Linked DNA regions of Homo sapiens: all the other regions are linked to region 2. Evidence: chromatin contacts called from ENCODE Hi-C or POLR2A ChIA-PET data. All regions are on one chromosome and are shown on one strand. The core of a region is the stretch at or near the end of the contact, and the rest is flanking DNA. Distances in the headings are between cores, read along the strand shown.

Evidence for each region. Hi-C counts contacts between places; a loop is a spot of excess contacts on that map. ChIA-PET counts read pairs that join two places held with the same protein, here RNA polymerase II (POLR2A). Pooled maps may share reads with other maps.
Region 1: a loop to region 2 is called in a pooled map, with 2.7 times the contacts of the local background. The contact joins two enhancer-like sites. A Hi-C loop is called at or near these places in 2 of 37 single-sample maps with no recorded cell type and 8 of 50 pooled maps. POLR2A ChIA-PET finds 5 or more read pairs at or near these places in 1 of 52 experiments (activated T-cell).
Region 3: a loop to region 2 is called in a pooled map, with 4 times the contacts of the local background. The contact joins the promoter of INSL6 here to the enhancer-like site in region 2. A Hi-C loop is called at or near these places in 6 of 50 pooled maps.

Annotation. Positions count from the first base shown.
Region 1 is chr9:5,581,192-5,585,120 of GRCh38, reverse strand. All of the region lies in intron 1 of INCR1 (interferon stimulated noncoding RNA 1), which reads left to right. Among named protein-coding and RNA genes, the nearest start is that of RIC1, 46 kb to the left of the region's middle. Within about 2 kb of position 1,265, at least 8 of the 41 ENCODE cell types and tissues checked have a DNase peak (open chromatin) inside an H3K27ac peak, as active enhancers do.
Region 2 is chr9:4,602,763-4,607,015 of GRCh38, reverse strand. It overlaps SPATA6L (spermatogenesis associated 6 like), which reads left to right. Exons shown (of 12, transcript NM_001353486.2): 10 at 1,576-1,669; 11 at 2,747-2,837. The coding sequence ends at 2,836. Among named protein-coding and RNA genes, the nearest start is that of PLPP6, 57 kb to the left of the region's middle. RefSeq lists enhancers at 332-909, 323-1,522. Within about 2 kb of position 2,240, at least 2 of the 41 ENCODE cell types and tissues checked have a DNase peak (open chromatin) inside an H3K27ac peak, as active enhancers do.
Region 3 is chr9:5,183,234-5,187,184 of GRCh38, reverse strand. It overlaps INSL6 (insulin like 6), which reads left to right and starts at 1,546. Exons shown (of 2, transcript NM_007179.3): 1 at 1,546-1,871. The coding sequence starts at 1,583.

The DNA of each region.
Region 1 (3,929 bases), core at 16-2,515, 980 kb before region 2:
TTGGTTTTGACCTCGTGATTCAACCTGGGACTTAATTTTTTTATTTTTTATTTTTATTTTTTGAGGCAGGGCGTCATGCTGTTGTACAGGCTGGAGTGCAGTGGTACAATCTTGGCTCACTGCAGCCTCAACCTCCCGGGCTCAAGCGATCCTCCCACCTCAGCCTCCCAATTAGCAGGGATCACAGGCACACACTACCACACCTGGCTAATCTTTGTATTTTTTGTAGAGATGGAGTTTTGCTATGTTGCCCAGGCTGGTATTGAACTCCTGACCTCAAGTGATCTGCCCGCCTCGGCCTCCTAAAATGCTGAGATTACAGGTGTGAGCCACTGTGGCAACCTGGGATTTTGAAATAGAAACTCTTCTATCCAACTGACTCTCTCTCCCTACTTTATTAATCATCATATATTATAAGCTCATCTTCTATGTTTTCATCCAAGTTACCCATAAGACAGAGGGAAAAAGACAATTTTTTAGTAGTTGCTTTGTCAACCTAACCTCTTCTCTCAACCATATTCACTTACTCACAAGGATATAAATGTACATCTTGTTGTGTGCTGTGATTAAAAATCAATATATTCTATGTCTATGGCAACTCCATGAGCTACCAAACTTGTAACTCCCTAAGCTACCAAACTGGTAACTTTTTTTTTTTCTTTTTGAGACAGGGTCTCATTCTGTTTCCTAGGCTAGAGTGTGGTGGTGTATTCACAACTTACTGCAGCCTCAACCTCCTGGGCTCAGTCGATCCTCCCACCTCAGCCTCCCCAGTAGCTGGGACTGCAGGCGTGCACCATCACACCTGGGTAATTTTTGTATTTTTTGTAGAGATAGGGTTTTGCCATGTTGCCCAGGCTGGTCTTGAACTCCTGAGCTCAAGCCATCTGCCTGCCTCAGCCTCCCAAAGTGCTAGGATTACAAGTGTAAGCCACCATGCCCAGCCCAAACTGGTAACTTTACTGAAAAAGAAATGGGATAAATTAGGCAAGTTACTTAACTTCTATAAGCCCAAGTTTCCTCATCCATAAAATGTGAATATTTGTTCTACTCCCTTTACCAGGTGGTAGTGAGGCTCAACTAGTATAACAAGACATTTGAAAATGCTTTGTAAACTTAAAAAAATTTTTTTTTGAGATGGAGTCTTGCTCTGTCGCCCAGGCTGGAGTGCAGTGGCGTGATCTCAGCTCACTGGAAGTTCCTCCTCCCAGGCTCAAGCAATTCCCCTGCGTCAGCCTCCCAAGTAACTGGTGGGCACTCATCACCACGCCCGGCTAATTTTTGTATTTTTAGTAGAGACGGGGTTTCACCATGTTGGCCAGGCTGGTCTCTAACTCCTGACCTCAAGTGATCTGCCAGCCTCGGCCTCCCAAATTGCATTTTTCTTTCCCTCCCTGCTCTCTTGGGCTACTCCTGTCCATGGGGAGCTCCCACCCACCCTGAATTCCTTTGGGTCTTATGGTCTGGTCCCACTTATCAGTCACTTGATTGCATGTAGCTTTGGTTTTTGTGGTGTATTTCTCCAGCTCACTATACATTCCTCAAACTCAAGGTAGAGCATATCTAATACATACTTTGTATTTCTCACAAGTACACAGTGCTGACTGGGGGTTTCAGAGTCCTAAGACAGAGTCTGAAACACCCTGGGGACTAGATGAGCTGCCTTTATGCCACACAGCCTTGAAAGGGAGGGGACTGTGTCAGGGTAGTCCAGTGAATCACCCTGTCTCATTGATGAGTGTAAGAAAGTAGAGGCTCTGGTCAACCTGGACTTAAACTTTCCATTGTGCTTCTCAGGGGATACAGCTGTAGCCTGCCAGACTGGCATTTTCCCTAACAGCTTTCAAATGTCACATTCCACTATAACATACTCACACACAGAAGCTGTTCTTTCTTTGTCTTCATTTTGAGAACACTCAGAAAAGTTTTTATATTTTGGAAAGACCCCTTTCATTCCCCACCCTTGAGTTTTCTGCCTTCAGGACGTTAGTTCTTGAAGACAACTCCCCAGAGCACTAGTGGAAAGATGCTGGCAGCTCCTCCAATCACATGAACCTCACATGTTCTGACGCAGCTCAGTCATGCATTCTGTGCTGGAGCTGCATGATGTTTGATTAGGCAGGCAGGATGCTGGCAAACCCAGTGCCTTTTCAAACTTTAACTTAGTACACTTTTCTTGTAGTTTCTCTTTAGATTCTCATAAAAACACAGGTGAAAGTTTGTACTTGACATAGGGAAAAAACACAAGTTGTGCATCTAAAAATTCTGCCCCAGAAACATTATATCTGCCATTTATGTGACCTTTTGATTTATAATAAGCAGATGCTGAAATTCTAAAATTTCAAAATATTTTTAAAGAATTGCTTAAAGATTTTTTTTGAATTTAAAATGTTTATTTTTTAAGCTTTTCAAATACAAGAAGAATATAAAGAAAAAAATTACCCATAATCTCATGACATTGACAAAGATAGCCACTGTTATTGCCATTCTAATTTTATAGTTGAGAAAACAAAGGAGAGGAAGAAAGGAAAGAAAATGAGCTTTTAGGGTTTTTTTTCTCAACTTTAAGAAAAAAACTCCTTAGAGGGATCCCCCAAAATTTTGTAAACAATTGACAGATATTCATATTCCTAATAACACATATTGCCAGGAGTACCATTGCTGTTTCTGAACACCATGATGTTTCTTCAGTAAGCTCTACAGAGATCTCATTTCCATGTCACAGAGGAAAACTACTTAAAATAACATTTTATGAAAGTTACTATACTACGTTACAAAACATCTTGTAAAACAGAGAAAAGAAGGAAATTACATACAACCCCAACACTTTAACAAAATCTTATTCATATTTTAGCATACTTCCTTCTGTCCTTTTTTCCCATTCTAAATTTTTTTTAACTTTTATTTTAAGTTCAGGGGTACATGTGCAGGATGTGCAGGTTTGTTACATAGGTAAACGTGTGCCATAGTGGTTTGCTGCACAGATCATCCCATTACCTAATGCCCAGCGTCCATTGGCTATTTTTCCTGATGGTCTCCCTCCTCCTACCCCCGCTTCTGACAGGCCCCAGTGTGTTTTGTTCCCCCCATGTGCTCATGTGTTCCATCATTCAGTTCCCACTTGTAAGTGAGAACATGCAGTGTTTGGTTTTCTGTTCCTGTGTTAGTTTGCTGAGGAGAATGGCTTTCAACTCCATCCATGTCTCTGCAAAGGACATGATCTTGTTCCTTTTTATGGCTGCATAGTATTCCATGGTATATATACACTACATTTTCTTTATCCAGTCTATCACTGATGGGCATTTAGGTTGATTTTATGTCTTTACTATTGTGAATAGTACTGCAGTGAACATACGTGTGCATGTATCTTTATAATAGAAGGATTTGTATTCCTTTGGGTATATACCCAGTAATGGGGTTGCTGAGTCAAATGGTATTTCTGCTGGGTCAAATGGTGTTCTTGTTGACACCACCAGGTCTTATCTCAAAGGTCTAGAAAATTGATTCTGTGAGTAAACTCAGAATTAGACTAAAAAACTGGATCATACTAACCAAACTCCTAAGGGACTTTTCTATTATAAGAAATGCCATTGACATGCATATCAGAAGTTGCTTTAAAAAGTCTATTCCTATAGAAAACCCTATATAAGAAGTCAAATTATACTCAGGTTTCTCAGTAAGCATAGACCATAGATGGGGTGAAGGATGGTGGTGGTGGCTAGAATGATTTTAATGACTAGTGTCAACAAGCTACATGACTGATGCACTCACATAGGAGGAATAGATCTGACAGGTGGTAGGAACATGTGGGCTGGATGGACAGAGACCCTTCTCCATTGGACATGCTGGAGATTCACTAAATATTTTTCCATATTGGCCTCTCTTGCCTCGACTCCATGCACACTGCTTTCAATTCAATTCCATGATAA
Region 2 (4,253 bases), core at 991-3,490:
CGGCTCCTGAGGCTTCTGCATTCTTCACGTAGTTCTTGAGCCTTGGTTTTCAGCTCCATCAGCTCCTTTAAGCACTTCTCTGTATTGATTATTCTAGTTATACATTCTTCTAAATTTTTTTCAAAGTTTTCAGCTTCTTTGCCTTTGGTTTGAATGTCCTCCCGTAGCTCAGAGTAATTTGATCGTCTGAAGCCTTCTTCTCTCAGCTCGTCGAAGTCGTTCTCCGTCCAGCTTTGTTCCATTGCTGGTGAGGAACTGCATTCCTTTGGAGGAGGAGAGGCGCTCTGCTTTTTAGAGTTTCCAGTTTTTCTGTTCTGTTTTTTCCCCATCTTTGTGGTTTTATCTACTTTTGGTCTTTGATGATGGTGATGTACAGATGGGTTTTTGGTGTGGATGTCCTTTCTGTTTGTTAGTTTTCCTTCTAACAGGACCCTCAGCTGCAGGTCTGTTGGAGTACCCGGCCGTGTGAGGTGTCAGTGTGCCCCTGCTGGGGGGTGCCTCCCAGTTAGGCTGCTCGGGGGTCAGGGGTCAGGCACCCACTTGAGGACGCAGTCTGCCCCTTCTCAGATCTCCAGCTGCGTACTGGGAGAACCACTGCTCTCTTCAAAGCTGTCAGACAGGGACATTTAAGTCTGCAGAGGTTACTGCTGTCTTTTTGTTTGTCTGTGCCCTGCCCCCAGACGTGGCGCCTACAGAGGCAGGCAGGCCTCCTTGAGCTGTGGTGGGCTCCACCCAGTTGGAGCTTCCGGCTGCTTTGTTTACCTCAGCAAGCCTGGGCAATGGCGGGCGCCCCTCCCCCAGCCTCGCTGCCGCCTTGCAGTTTGATCTCAGACTGCTGTGCTAGCAATCAGCGAGACTCCGTGGGCGTAGGACCCTCCGAGCCAGGTGGGTGGTGCGCCATTTTTTAAGCCCGTAGGAAAAGCGCAGTATTTGGGTGGGAGTGACCCGATTTTCCAGGTGCCATCTGTCACCCCTTTCTTTGACTCGGAAAGGGAACTGCCTGACCCCTTGCGCTTCCCGAGTGAGGCAATGCCTCGCCCTGCTTCGGCTCGCGCACGGTGCGCGCACACACTGGCCTGCGCCCACTGTCTGGCACTCCCTAGTGAGATGAACCCGCTACCTCAGATGGAAATGCAGAAATCACCCGTCCTCTGCGTCGCTCACGCTGGGAGCTGGAGACCGGAGCTGTTCCTATTCGGCCATCTTGGCTCTCCCCGAAAACCGGATTTAAATTTTATATTAAAAAGTTTTAGATTAAAATTTTAAATGTAAAAGTAGGGTTTGTTCATGAGAGAAATATCTGAAAAACACAGGAAAGTACAAAGAAGAAAAGAATCACTCATAGCCACACATAGAAACACAAAAAATTCTTAACATCTGAGCAGTTTTTATTCCCCAGTGCTTTTCCTATGGGTAGGTTTAAGAAAGACATTGAAATCACACTATGTTTACCATTTTGCATGCTGCTGTTTTTTATTATAATTAAGTTTTAAATATCAATCCATACCGTCATGTGCTTTAAGTGTCCTTTTTAGTAGCTGCTTAATATTCCACCCTGTTCCATCTGTTGAGCAGGTTCCATCCTGGTTCTCAGTCCACATGGAAGAATATCCATGAGAGGGTATGCAGTCTTCTGACATCCCACAGAGCACAGCTGCACCAAAACAAGGTTAGACTTTCTTATAAAACTAGATCTTTGCTCACTAAATAATATGTGAACAGGGACCTACAGTCTAGTCGGGGAGACAGACATTAATCAAATAACCACAGAAATAAGTGGAAAATTGTGAGGCTTACCAAGGAGATTACCTGTTGTCCTGAGATTGAATGGTAGCGGGTATTTGACATGGCTGGGAGTCAGGGCTGGCTTCCTGAGGATGAGACAGTGGGGCTTGGATCCAACGGAGGAGTAGCAGCTAATTTGGTGCACAGCACTCATCAAGCAGAGGTCCTTTCAAAGGACTGAGAGAAGACAGGCTAAGTGGCCCACAGAGCATTCCTTTCCCCTGCACACATGAATCCCAGTCCAGGGAAGAATACAGTTGTTTGTGTGAGCTATGTAAGGCCACAACATGGAAGAAAGTTGTTCTAGAATTTAATAAGGTGGTTTTGGCTGTATGACTTTTACAGGGGTATGGGGAGTGCTTCTGATCCATTGGTAGGTATTCCCAGTACTTTGTCACTGATTCAGATACACAGCTAAGTGGCAGTTCACCTGCTCAAAGAATTCAAATATAGGACAACAGTGCCCCCAGTGGCTGAATTTAATGATGCCATGTAGTTGAATTAGTCCTCTTGACTTATTATATACTGACATATGCTAGATTTGCAGGATGACACTTAAAACTAAATGTTGTTTGCCCTAACCATCAGGGTAGTGAATTACTTTAATTCTTTTCTGCAAAGTCATTGGCTTTGCTTTAATTCCCAACCTTTTCAGGCAAGGAATCTCTTTAAAATGTAAACAAAGGCCTGGTTTGGGGCTCAAATCTATAATCCTAGTACTTTGGGAGGCTGAGGAGGGAGAATCCCTTGAGGCCAGGAGGTTCAAGACCAGCCTGGCAACATAATGAGACCTCGTCTCTACAAAAAAAGAAAGATTCTATATACACACATATATAGTGAACCCCATATAACGGCATAAATGGGATGCACAGACCTCCTACATGCAAAACTACACATCTGGGTATCATCCATCTCTATTATGTTATGGGTAACATAATTGCTGGATTTGTTTTTATTGTAGGAAGATTCTACCTCTGAAGTAAATTATATCATTGAAAGACCAAGCTACCCTCTGAAGAAATACTCACTGCATGAACAGAGATATTTTTAAGGTACTGTCTTATGTAAGTAAGCAGCTTAAGTGCTTCTCCTTATCTTGGTTTGCTAAAAGAATTTCAGTTTCCTCCTATCAATATGAAGTAACTAGAAAGTGTGGAGGACAGGAGACTTGGAGGAGACCTGAGAACTGCGTTCTTCCCTTGCTCTGTATGATAACTGCAGTGCACGTGCCTTCCAGCTCTCTTGCTTCCTCTTGTAATCATCTCCCCTGCCCGCAACATCACCCTTTATCTAATAGACTTTCCGGCCTTCTTTCAGCTTCTTGAACACGGAGCTTTTTCCTGCCATGGGGTCTCTGCACATGTTGTTTTCTCCATCTGGAATATGTCTTCCTGACTCTGCCTGGATAACTTCTATTTGTCCTTCCAGGCTTATGATTTTCTATGACACGACACTCCCTCTCTCTGTGATGTGTACCCTTTAGTACACAGCATTTTTCCTTCATAAATTATGACACAATTTCTTATTATATTTTTATCTGGGCTGATTGTTTAAAATCTGTCTCTTCTACTGGAGTGAAACCTTATGAGATCAGAGAATCTGTCTCTGTTGTTCACTGCTTTATACGCAGTATTTAGTGCCATACAATGGAATCACATTTAACTTTGCAAACACATGTACTAGGTGTGTGCACTGAACAAGAACCTGCCTACCCATCTCCACCCTGCTGCTGTCTCTGTATCACCTGACCCTCCACAATGGTTGCTGCTCAGTAAAGAGGGTTTTTTTTGTTTTTGTTTTTGTTTTGACATGGAGCTCTGTCACCCAGGCTAGAGTGCAATGGCGCAATCTTGGTTCACTGCAACCTCCACCCCCCAGGTTCAAGTGATTCTCCTGCCTCAGCCTCCTGAGTAGCTGGGATTACAGGTGTGCACAACCACACCCAGCTAATTTTTGTATTTTTAGTAGAGATGGGGTTTCACCATGTTGGTCAGCCTGGTCTCAAACTCCTGACCTCGTGATCTGCCTGCCTCAGCCTCCCAAAGTGCTGGTATTACAGGCGTGAGCCACCGTGCCCGGTCGCAGTAAAGAGTTTTTATAAATGCATGTTGAATATGCATTGATTATGAATGCATGTAACAAGGCAACTCTAGAATTCAGATCTGTGGCAAGTAGTTAGCCACATTGTGGGACATCATCGTTTCTCATATATTCTTTTCTTTTCCATTCAAGCCCAGAATAATAATCGCTCTTCCTTATGACATGCGGCCTGAGTGCTGAGACTAGTACACATACTTCACATGTATTAAACAAATTCATATCTAATTCTCAGGACAACCCAATGAGATAGGTACTATCATTAGTTCCATCTTACAGATAGGAAAACTGAGGCATAGGTTAGGTCCCTTGCTCAAGGTGACATGGCTAGTGAATGGTGGAGCTTTATTCTCTTAACCACTACATTCTAT
Region 3 (3,951 bases), core at 297-2,796, 580 kb before region 2:
GTTATTGATGGGTTAGAATTTACTACTGCATTTTGTTAATTGTTTAGTGGTTATTTTGTAGATCCTTTGTTCTTTTCTTTTTCTCTTGTTCTCTTTGTGATTAGATGATATCCTGTAGTGGTATGCTTGATTTCTTCTTTTTTATCTTTTATATATCTACTATAGGTTTTGCCTTGTGGTTACCACAAGGCTTACATTCATCTCAGTATGATTAATATTTTCCGTTCTCAAAAACCTTACCTGATAAAGTTCTGACTAGGACTCATGGCCCACTATAGTTTGGACATAAGTTATTTTTTAAGGAAGGTGATTAAATTTTACTAATCTATATTATATCAACCATTTAAAAAATCCAATTGGCAGTTAATTTAACAGCATTCATGGATGCCACTGGGAAGCAGGGAAAAGATAGGGAAACGGAAAATTAAGAAAAAGACATAGAGTCAGAAGACAGAAAAGAAAGGGAGAAAAAAATAAAATTGTATAGGGAAATGGTGAGATCACTGATAAGCTTGCACCTGTGGCTTCAGCATCCTGAACCTTATTCCTGAGACAGCCACCGAATGCCCTCTTGTGGCCGATAGTACATCCTTCCACGCCAACACACTAGTAACACAGAACTTCATTTAAAATGATAAAGCTACCTATGCCGATTGCGCTTCGCTTCCCTGCCCCTTCCCTCCTAACTGAGCAAAATTATCTCACCTAAATGAGCATTTCATGCTGCATGCTGTTATTCTTACAAGGCAAATCCTCTAGGGGTCCCTGTCACAAGTTAATTTGGTAATACACAATCCTCTACATTATCTAACCGAAAGAACCAGATTTCCATCCCAGGTACCTCAAGACAGCGTCCCTACTTCTTTTTTCTGGAGATTGAGGCTAAGGCCCATGCCTCCCTGTGAACCAGTAGGATTTTTCTGAAGAAGCTTTGAACCTGACTAAACGCACATGGCCATATGCAACACTTAAACGTTTCACCACATATTTGATTGCCAGCTAAATGCCAGATCCCGGGGTACGATGGAAAGCAAGAACAGACGCAGGCCCTTGCCTTCATGAAGCGGGGGTCTCAGGAAAGAGGTTACACGCCCACAAATGGAAACAGGTCGATTAACACCGTGAAAGAGATGACAGGGGGTTTCTGTGAGGGAGACGAAGCTTTATTAACAACCTGGCAAACAAGAACGAGAAACGCATTCCAGGTGGAGGGAGCAACACTTTTTAACCTACGTTATCAGGTAACAGGGATCCTATGTTCTCACGCTTGGTGAGGAATCTCCCATTGAGGAAGGAAAGAAAAATGAATCAAACTAGGGGGTGGCGGGGTAGTGAGGGGATTTTTGGCTTTCATTTTAGGAGCCAGGGCCTGCTACCTTCGACCACCTGAGACCCCTGAGCTGGCGGGAAAGCCTTGACGCAGCCGGCGCGCGCCTTCCCTTGAAGTTCTGGCGACGCCCCCACGCGCTCGGAATTCCGCAGTGTTTGTGCGCGCCGCTCGGCCTGGCGCAGGCGCAGACAGGGAGCAGGGTCCGGCCGACCGCCATTGCACAACGCGGAGGACTAGCCTGGGGTCACAGGGATGCCGCGGCTCCTCCGCTTGTCCCTGCTGTGGCTTGGACTCCTGCTGGTTCGGTTTTCTCGTGAACTGAGCGACATCAGCAGTGCCAGGAAGCTGTGCGGCAGGTACTTGGTGAAAGAAATAGAAAAACTCTGCGGCCATGCCAACTGGAGCCAGTTCCGTTTCGAGGAGGAAACCCCTTTCTCACGGTTGATTGCACAGGCCTCGGAGAAGGTCGAAGCCTACAGCCCATACCAGTTCGAAAGCCCGCAAACCGCTTCCCCGGCCCGGGGAAGAGGCACAAACCCAGGTAAAAATCGAAACCGAAGGCATGTTTGTTCACCTCTGTATATTTCTTATTCCTGCATTTGCTCTGCCAGAAGGTGAGCTTCCCCAGGAAGTGGAATTTGTGCCTAGTACACAGCTCTTTAAAAAATTGTAAAAAACAGTGTATTGAAAATATACAAAACTTCAATGAAGCGCTTTTTTTTTTAACTTGGAGGAAATAAATGTACACTTGTAAGTCTACATATTTATGTAAGAATGTTGTTCTTTTCTGGAGTGCCAGTCATCTGGCAAACTCCTTTTTGTCCTTCAAAGCCCAACTTAAGTATCATTTTCCCTGTGAAGTCATCATTGACCTTTTCATGGCCAATGGCTCCATTGTCCTTTCTACCACAGTATCTAGCACATAGTTGTATTTGACTGTCGTCATTGGCTACAGAATCAGCCCAACCTTGTAGAAGATAAAAATGCAGAGTACCTTGTTCAAAAAAGCAGGAAAGGGCCATGAAAATAAAGGTAGTAAAATATAAAACTGTTTTCCTTACTTGTCCATATCCCCTGGTCACGTACCAGGAGATAGGCCTGGTCCGTTCTCCTATCAGGCTTCATTTAAGAGTTTACGTACTTGTATTTCATTCACTTAAAGTTTCAAAGGTAAATTTATTCAGAACAACAAAGGAACATTTAAACCAAATGCAAGGCCTGTGTGACTACATAGGTTTCAGTCCCATAAAGTCAGCCCTATATACCATACTGTATTATAGGGACTATTTCATGCATATTTTTGTCTGAAATGCTTAGCAGATGGCCTAGCACATCGCATGTGTTTAATATGCGCTGAATTTATACTTGATGCTTTCAAGCAGTCTGCAGGAAGGATATTCTTGTTCCAGATTCATTGGTATATCTTACTATGTTTTTACATTTTGTGACTAAGACATTTTAGTCCCAGTATGATTTGTCATTTTAAAAGAAATTGCACTTTGTTTATAGTGTATCCATAGGAAGAAGATTACTGCCTTTTACAGTAATTCAGTTGATTTGATTTGGACAAATCTTGTAAAAGTGAAGATTTCTGAAATTAAGGAAATGAGTAAACTATCATGCCAAAAAGAGACCCTAATGTAGAGGACTGAAAAAAGTCAAACAATGCACATTGTAGGCACTCATTAGCTTTTTTGGAATGAATGAATAGAATTTATAAAGTCACTGTTGCTGAAAGAATAAAAACTTTTAAAGACAGAAACCATGAGACTGATTCATGATCATTTTCAAACCGACCCATCAAACTAACCCACATACAAACCTCACCTTGTCCTTCTGTTATAATGAAGGAAGTGTCTCTCCCCAGTCTTCTACTTTTACTTTAGTTCAGTGACTCTCACGCTTTAATGTGCATATGAATCATTTGGGAATCCTGTTAATTTACCGACTCTGAGTTAGTAGACCTGGGGTGGGGCCTGATATTTTTCGTTTTTAACTAGCTCCCAGGTGCTGCTAGTTCGTGGCCCACACTTTTGAGTAACAAGGTCCAGTTTACTGTCTGTCTCTCTCTTTTTTTTTTCTTTTAAACTCCTCTTTCTTGTTCTTTTCTCCCAGGAGTGCAAGGAGAGCCTTCCCTTTCTGCTTTATGTTGGGTGGGCATTTCTCTCACATCAAATACTGTGCTTTCACTACCTATGCTATAATACTGTAGTCAAAATTTTATTTTTAGACCTCCAAGCTTGAGGCTGTTATTTAAAGAGAGGTTGGAATGCCTTTTCTCAACAAAGTGCTCTAAAGACAGTTTTCTTAATAAAAATGTTCAACCTTAAAACTCAGCTTGTTAATGATCCTTTTGTTTTAAGTATTATTCACACTCCCCTGGAAGAATAAATGTCATTAATAATGAGCAGGAAGCTGCAATGAAACAAGACTTGTAGAAAATAAAAATGTATCTGAAAATATTTGAAAATTGTTATACCCACAAAACCTGCTACTATGGAAACTATGTAAAAGACAGTTTGCTGAAGTGGAAATACTATGTAACAGTAAAACCACAGTTGTATTGAAATATGTAGAGGAAGGAAAAATGGGTTAGGTTATCAACATGAATTGTATTATAA